Linked DNA regions of Homo sapiens: region 1 is linked to region 2. Evidence: chromatin contacts called from ENCODE Hi-C data. All regions are on one chromosome and are shown on one strand. The core of a region is the stretch at or near the end of the contact, and the rest is flanking DNA. Distances in the headings are between cores, read along the strand shown. Region 1 overlaps FRK (fyn related Src family tyrosine kinase). Region 2 holds the start of DSE (dermatan sulfate epimerase).

What was found. A loop is a pair of places that touch in the nucleus more often than their neighbours do. Pooled maps may share reads with other maps.
Region 1: a loop to region 2 is called in a pooled map, with 4 times the contacts of the local background. The contact joins the enhancer-like site here to the promoter of DSE in region 2. A Hi-C loop is called at or near these places in 6 of 37 single-sample maps with no recorded cell type and 7 of 50 pooled maps.

What each region holds. Positions count from the first base shown.
Region 1 is chr6:116,006,410-116,010,407 of GRCh38, forward strand. The region is part of intron 1 of FRK (fyn related Src family tyrosine kinase); the gene reads right to left. Among named protein-coding and RNA genes, the nearest start is that of FRK, 52 kb to the right of the region's middle. RefSeq lists an enhancer at 2,395-2,674. Within about 2 kb of position 2,587, at least 5 of the 41 ENCODE cell types and tissues checked have a DNase peak (open chromatin) inside an H3K27ac peak, as active enhancers do.
Region 2 is chr6:116,369,697-116,373,311 of GRCh38, forward strand. It overlaps DSE (dermatan sulfate epimerase), which reads left to right and starts at 1,251. Exons shown (of 6, transcript NM_013352.4): 1 at 1,251-1,425. LOC100287467 (a long non-coding RNA gene) reads right to left here and starts at 2,023. Exons shown (of 1, transcript NR_148944.1): 1 at 1-2,023. RefSeq lists enhancers at 58-107, 1,622-2,122 and silencers at 1,038-1,567, 1,330-1,624.

The sequences.
Region 1 (3,998 bases), core at 1,337-3,836, 360 kb before region 2:
TTTATACAGTACTAGTGGTAGTACGATTTGGTACAACTAATTTAAGAGCAATTTGGCACTATCTGGTAAAGCTGAATATTTGTGTACTACTCAATTTCACTTCTAGACTACATGCTGTATGAGCTCAAGAAGATACACTACAAGAACATCCACTAAAGAATCCTGGCATTGAAAATTTGGAAACAACCTAAATGTCCATCACAGGAGAAAAGATAAACAAACAGTTGTAGATATAAAATGAAATACTATGTAGAAATTAAAACAATGACTGGGCATGGTGGTATGCACCTATAGTCACAGGAACTCAGGAGACTGAGGCAGGAGGATCACTTGAGCCCAGGAGTTCAAGGCTGTAGTGCACTATGATCGCACCTGTGAATAGCCACTGCACTTCAGCCTGGGTGACATAGAAAGATTCCATCTCTCATAAAATAAATTAAATTTTTAAAAATAAATTGTTCAAGGATTAGAGTAAGTTAAAGAATGAAAAGAATGATATATACCATTGTAGTAGCATTTGTATAAAGTTTAAGAAAACACGTTAGAAAACTGTACCTAATTTTTATGAATACATGCATGTTTAGTGAAAGCTAATAAAGTACTCAAGCATTCTTTTAACTCTATTTCCAGAACTGGCAATACTTTTTCACAGAAATATTTCAAGCAAAGAAGCAATATGGATGAAATATCTTAATCAACTCAATGCATTTTCCTGATTCAAAGTGCATTGATTATGCATCAACACTAAAATGTTTAAGCAACATATTCATCTAAATATCTCTTTCATTAGTTCATTGCTCTCCATCTTTGCTAGCTCACAGACTGAAAGGCATGAACACTCTCCAGTGAGTTATTGGGACAAACCCTTCAATGGACACTACTCACTCATGCTTGCTCTCCAGTCTTTTCAAATAATGTTTTATGAGCACTCTCACATGCTCTTAGTTTACAGATGAGGAAACTCAGGCCCAGGGAAGTTTATTAACTTGAGACCGCATGGAGAGGTGATGGTTGAGTCTGAAATTGAGCCAAACTTCTATTTCGCATGCCACAGTACCTTGAAGTGTAATGTGAAGAGGATGAGTTGGGAACACTCAGATAAAATATGAACCATTATTTTTGCACCAGGCAAAGGGAATTTAGGATAAAGAACACCATGTATTTTGGTCCTCATTTCTTATTTTAAACTAGTAAAATTTGAGCATTTTAACAGTGTCTTAGATAAGAAATAATATACCAAAGCGGTTTTTGTCCCATATAATTGGTTTCTACCTTCAGGTTGTAAAGCTGAATTAGTATATAAAGTATCATACTCCAAAGATCACTCAGAATGGCATTGTCCTATTAATACACTATAATGTTTCTAATCTTCAACCATCCAGGCAATTTAATGGTTTCAATAACTTTCTAGAGGTGACAGTAATGCATATATGTTCAGAAACAATACAGCATTTGAAAGTTGGGGCACATAAATTTTAATGCATGTATTTAGAAAATATATAATTTACTTCTAAGTATGTTTTTATTTGAAAAAAATGAAGGGATGATGGTGCAAAAATAAAAATAAAAGGTTTAAACAAAATATAAATATGTAAGCCTTTACAAGAATTACAATGTATCTAGCAGATTAAGTTCTCCAGAATTATTATTATGTCTCCTATATATCATTCTCAAAACTAAATACTCCATTACATAAGTTTTATGTACATATGTTACATTTGTATTTTGGCTAATCAAGTCTATAAATGATGTGTTTCCTCTGTCCAATATATATATAAGCAGGCAGTTTTTATAAATCAAATGGTTAAAGATAAAGCAATTTTACTACATTTGTAGAAAAACCCTATAGCAAATTTTTTTAATCCTCCTTTGTTTCAACAATTTTGGACTTTTGTATAATAGATTGGTACAATTACTTTACAAAGCAAATCACACTAGAATTGAATCCATAGTAACAATGAAATAAATATAATATTTGACTGAATGCATCAATTCACTTAATTCCTAGAATTTTACTTAGCTGAGCTCTGATCAGGAAGTGAAGAATATAAGTTTAAAAATGTTTTCTGCATGTAGTGGCATTTATAACATCGTCCTTCATACTCAAAGGTGATGCAATTGCTGTGGACTGCAGTCTCTAGGGCAAGTGCTGCTGTGGAGACTGATGGATAAACAATAGCTTGTTCTACCCTTTGCATGTGTGAAAACTGTTTCTTAATTTGAGGTTTGAACCATTGGCAGGACTGTCATTCTGATCAAGTCTGCCTTTTAGAGCCTCTGCTGGCCCCATTCTGGAAGGGCACACACCCCAGGCCCGGATGTCCACCACAGCCATTTTCAGCTCTCTCTTTAAGCTACAGTTCTTACGTGCAGTAGACAGAGAGTGCTGAGAAGGGATCAAGATATCCTAGGAGTATAAAGCATCACAAGAGAGTCATACGGATCAGTGATCCTCCAAGTGTGGTCCCTAGATCAGGAGCATCGCATCACATGAAAACTTGTGTTAAAAGAAAAACCTTAGACAAATCAAATGTAACAGAGTTTAATTGAGCAAAGAATGATTCACAAATTAGGCAGCCTCCCAAGCCAGAGTATGCTCAGAGAGTCCAGTGCAGCCACTTGGTGGAAGATTTATGGACAGCAAAAGGAAAGTGACTAACAAAAAAAAACAGAAGTGAGAGACAGAAACAGCCGGACTGGTTACAGCTTGATGTTTGCCTTATTTTGAACAAGGTTTGAAGAGTTGGCCCCCTTTGATTGGCCAAACTCAGTGATTGGCACAAGAGTAGGTTACTGTCTGTTCATACATCCAGTAAGGTTATAGTTTACTATGCACGGAGAAACCTTTAAGCTGAACTTAAAATATGCAAGGAGACAGCTTTAGGCTAATACTTGTTAGAAATGGAAATTCTTGGGTTTCACTTCATACCTACCAAATCATAAACTCTGGGGGTGGGCCCAACAATCTGGGGTTTATTAAGTCCCCCAGCTGAATCTAATGTACATTAAATTTGAGAACTACTGATGTATAAAAATAGTAAACCAATTAGAAATTTGTACAAGGCAGCTGAGAATGTTTGAGTTTGGCACTTACATGCAAAAAAGTATCCAGTAAAATAATACCACAACTACTCACACACACACAGTTTATTGATATTTTAAAAAATAATCTTTATTGACATACCATGCCATGAAAGATATCTTTATTAACAATAACCAAGAAGAAGATTAAACTCATGATATGAAAAGAAATGCTGGAAGAAACAAATGCTTCAATTTGATAAAAACAAACAAAAAATATAATTTCTGTTTTAGATGAAAATAGTATGTAATTTAAGTCTATAATTATGTAAATTATCAAGTGTCTACCGTATGTAAATTCTGTAACATTAACACAGAAAGATTGTGTTATTTTCTGTGTCTGCAGGACATTGTTGTATAAAATGTGTCTGCAGGACATTGTTGTATAAAAAAGGGTAAATTACAAATATTAGGAGTGTTATAGGTTTATTTATATTTTAAAAAATCAACAAACTGGCCGGGCATGGTGGCTCACTCCTGTAATCCCAGCACTTTGGGAGGCCGAGGTGGGTGGATCACAAGGTCAGGAGATCAAGACCATCCTGGCTAACACGGTGAAACCCCATCTCTACTAAAAATACAAAAATAGCCAGGCGTGGTGGGCACCTGTAGTCCCAGCTACTCGGGAGGCTGAGGCAGGAGAATCGCTTGAACCAAGGAGGCGGAGGTTGCAGTGAGCCGAGATCATGCCATCGCCTGGGCAACAGAGTGAGATTCTGTCTCGAAAAAAAAAAAAATTCACAAACTAAAAATTATATGTGCTTACTTTCCTGGAGATTAGTGAGAGAATATGAAAGTAATGACAGAGGAGTTTCACTTTTTACTCTGCATTCTTCTCTATAATTTGGATGTTTATAATAACATGTAGTTGTAGATTACTTTAAAATGTATTTAAATATAAAAAATTAAAAGAGGTC
Region 2 (3,615 bases), core at 1-2,500:
ACATTTAAAAAATTTAATAGTACCACTTCCTCTTGACCTGTTTGTAAGGAGTTCCTCTTAAATGCAATTTCTGAAAAAGAGAAGCATAAACTGAGACATCCACATTTTTTCCTTATTTGGCCAAATAGAAGTGAGAACCTCTGAGGATAGAGGAATTGGATGGAGGTGCCCTTCAGAACTCATGGAGAAAAGCACTGCTCCCAGTAAAATATCTCTCATTCTAATGAATGGGTAAGTATCCTACAAATCTTTCACTTCTGTACAATCTAGGTCTGGTAGGTTACTTGCACACACTGGGTGGAGGTGGAAGGGGCAAAGTATTCCTGAGGTGATGGCCCTGATCCTACCTCACATCTCCTTGGGGCCTGGTTGGACCTGGCTGAGCGTGTTTGAGCAGTGGCTGATTTTTGGAAAACAGGAGGACTCTTCTCCAGGAGGCTGTGACTACCAAGGTTGCAAATGCTCCACCTGAACTTGGGTGCATGAGGGATCTCTCTCTCTCACACACACACACCCCCCCACCGCGTAAGATAAATTTCTGTTTGTGAGCTGCCTACATTAAATGCTTTGCTCCTGACCTTCTGTGATTAAAATCTGTTCCGTTTGCAGGGTTCGGTGCGCTTGGATTTAGTGTATTTTGTTGGTACAGTAAAAAAGAGAACTGCTTCTCTATAGGTGACCCCCGCCCCAAAGTCCCCCCTCCCACTAACTTCTCTTTGAGAAGAGAGTAAAACCGAATTCGAGAGAAAAGAGGCAGTAACTATTCGGGAGGAGGCAGACTGGAGTGGGCACCAGTCCCGGTAGTAAGAGTCTTAACGTCTTCCTCGCTTTCCTCTCGCAGAGTAGTATGGAAGCATCAGCTCCTCCCCCTGGGCCTCCAAAAGTTACCTTTCCTTTGGGTGTGATTCTCGAACCCGAAGCGTTTGAGTCCTAAGAAACTAGAACAAGTTAGAGCCAAAGAGGCCTGGCGGGCGGGGGTGCGGGTGGAGTCCGGGCCGGGTGGCGTGGAAGGCCGAGCACAGCTGCGAGCGGCGAGTCCCGGGAGAGGAGGAGCGGGAGAAAGCGGGGCGGGCCTGCGGTCGGGGTTCGGCCGGGGGAGGGGGTCCCCGTTTCCCTCTCCTCATCCTCGTCTCCTCTGGCTCTGGTGACGTTGCGGTTTCCTCCCCCCTCCAGCGGAGCCTCAGCGCCCGCCGCGTCCCTCCCTCCGCCCCTTTCGCCCACACCTACCCGCCCCCGCCGGCCCGGCTCTCAGTAGCGTCGCCCGAGGCTGCAGCAGCGCATCCCGGGGCATGGCGCGGCGGGGGCGCGGAGGGCTCGGTTCGGAGGGGGCCGGGAGCCCGGGCGCCCTGGAGTGAGGAGGACCGGGAGCTGGCTCTGGAGGCTGCGGAGGCGACGCCGGAGAGAACGAAGCCTCGGCTGGGAGCGGTAAGTGGAGGGGCGCGCAAGGGACGAGCTGGGGCGCGCGGCGCAACTTTCTTCGGGAGTTTCGGGCGGGTAGCCTTCGGGGCTGTCCCGGCGCGGGCGGGAGACGGAGAGCCACGTCCCCGGCTGAGAGCGGAGCGCCGCGGGTTGCGCGCCCGGGCCCGGCTCGGCTGGACTCCGAGAGAGCGCCTGACGCGTGAAGCCTGAGCCACGGGCTTCCCCGGCGGCGGAGCAGCCTCGAGGGGCAGCTTTTCGATCCTCCCCACCCCCTTGAACGCCGAGCACCGAGCCGGGAACACGATGAGAACCTGGAGATCGCATTCCGTGCGTCGGATCTGGCCGGCCCAGCCGCGATTTCCTCGACGGTCCTTGGGGCCTCGGCTTCACTCTGCGGGGTTGGGTGGCACACCCTCGCGTCCTCCTTTCCCTCCGTACCCCAGCCATTTGGGGGCAGGGGAGGTGGCGGCGGCTTGTGTGCAGATCCTGGCGCTGGCAACCCTACTTTGCGGCTGCAGAAGCCGAGGAAGAGCTCCCCAAGCCTCTCCCAGACGCTGGATTCCAGCGCTCCTGGGCTCCGCCGGCACTCGGAGAAATTGTTAGTAAACCTCATCCCCGAGGCAGTCCCGGGGAGGGGAGGAGGCGGGGGCTTGACTCACAGACTGGGAAGCTCTGAAAGCGATGCCACATGGGCTCAAGATCTGTCGGGGCTGGAATCTGAGCTAAGTTTGTGACCTGAGAACTTTTTCGTTTATATCGCTCCTTTAAAGCAGCAGCCTCCTCTTAAGCCGGCTGGCATTCAGATGGAAACCGAAGCCTTTGGTTAAAATCAGGAGGTGAACCTCACTTACCTGAAATTCTTTAGGTCAGGCAATGACGCTTTTAGTTCTAGGAATCTTCGTGTAATAAAGTTCTTTTTAAAAATTTTTTCGTTGGTCATGGTTTAGAAAGTCATGGTTTAGCACTGTTAATTAAATGCATGAAAGATCTCACTTATACATATTTTTAGTATTTTTCACATTATAGAATTTAAACTTTAAGTAATTCCCTCAAGTTTTTAAAAAATTTCTCGGCCGGACGCAGTGGCTCACGCCTGTAATCCCAGTACTTTGGGAGGCCGAGGCAGGCGGATCACGAGGTCAGGAGATCGAGACCATCCTGGCTAACACGGTGAAACCCCGTCTCTACTAAAAATACAAAAAATTAGCCGGGCGTGGTGGCGGGCGCCTGTAGTCCCAGCTACTCGGGAGGCTGAGGCAGGAGAATGGCGTGAACCCAGGAGGCGGAGCTTGCAGTGAGCCGAGATTGCGCCACTGCTCTCCAGCCTGGGCGACAGGCTCAAAACAAAACAAAACAAAATTCTCAATGATAATCTCTATGTGAAATAGTGATAAACAATATTGTATAGAGTATTCTAACTATATTACTAAATGGGATCACAAAAAACCTAATGTGCATGGAAGAAAATAAAATATAGGATTATCTGAGTATTTGTTTCATGCAAATACTTAGATTTCTGTATTGTGACCTCTTCCTTTGACGGTCACGATACAGATATAAGTTCTTTTCTGAAGTATGTAGGTAAGGTCTGTTCTAGTAAAAATGGAGAAGATAACAGATTGAATTTGATGTCTCCATCACCTAGTGACCCGTCTGTGTGGGTTCAGCAAAAAGTGCAAGATAGTGCTGGTTACCTAGGTTACATACACAGGTATATGAGATCAGCCTTAGCTCTCTTGGAGCTGCTAATGTAGAACCTGAGAAACATCAATAAGCAGCACTTCCTAAGTTTGAGCTTGGGAAGAGTTATTTTTCATTGACTAGTATATGACGTCAGTATCCGTTTTTATGAAGTTTTAGTTAAATAAAAACACTGGCCTAAAAAGTACATTCTGACAGTTTAAAAAATACTGAAAGTACAGTCACCAAGTGAAGGGGAATTAAAAAAAAAAAAAAGGGCTGGGTGCGGTGGCTCACGCCTGTAATCCCAGCACTTTGGTAGGCCGAGGCAGGTGGATCACCAGGTCAAGAGTTCGAGACCAGCCTGGCCAATATGGTGAAACCCGGTCTCTACTAAAAATACAAAACAAAAAATAAATTAGCTGGGCGTGGTGTCGCGCGCCTGTAGTCCCAGCTACTTGGGAGGCTGCGGCAGAAGAATCTTTTGAACCCAGGAAGCGGAGGTTGCAGTGAGCC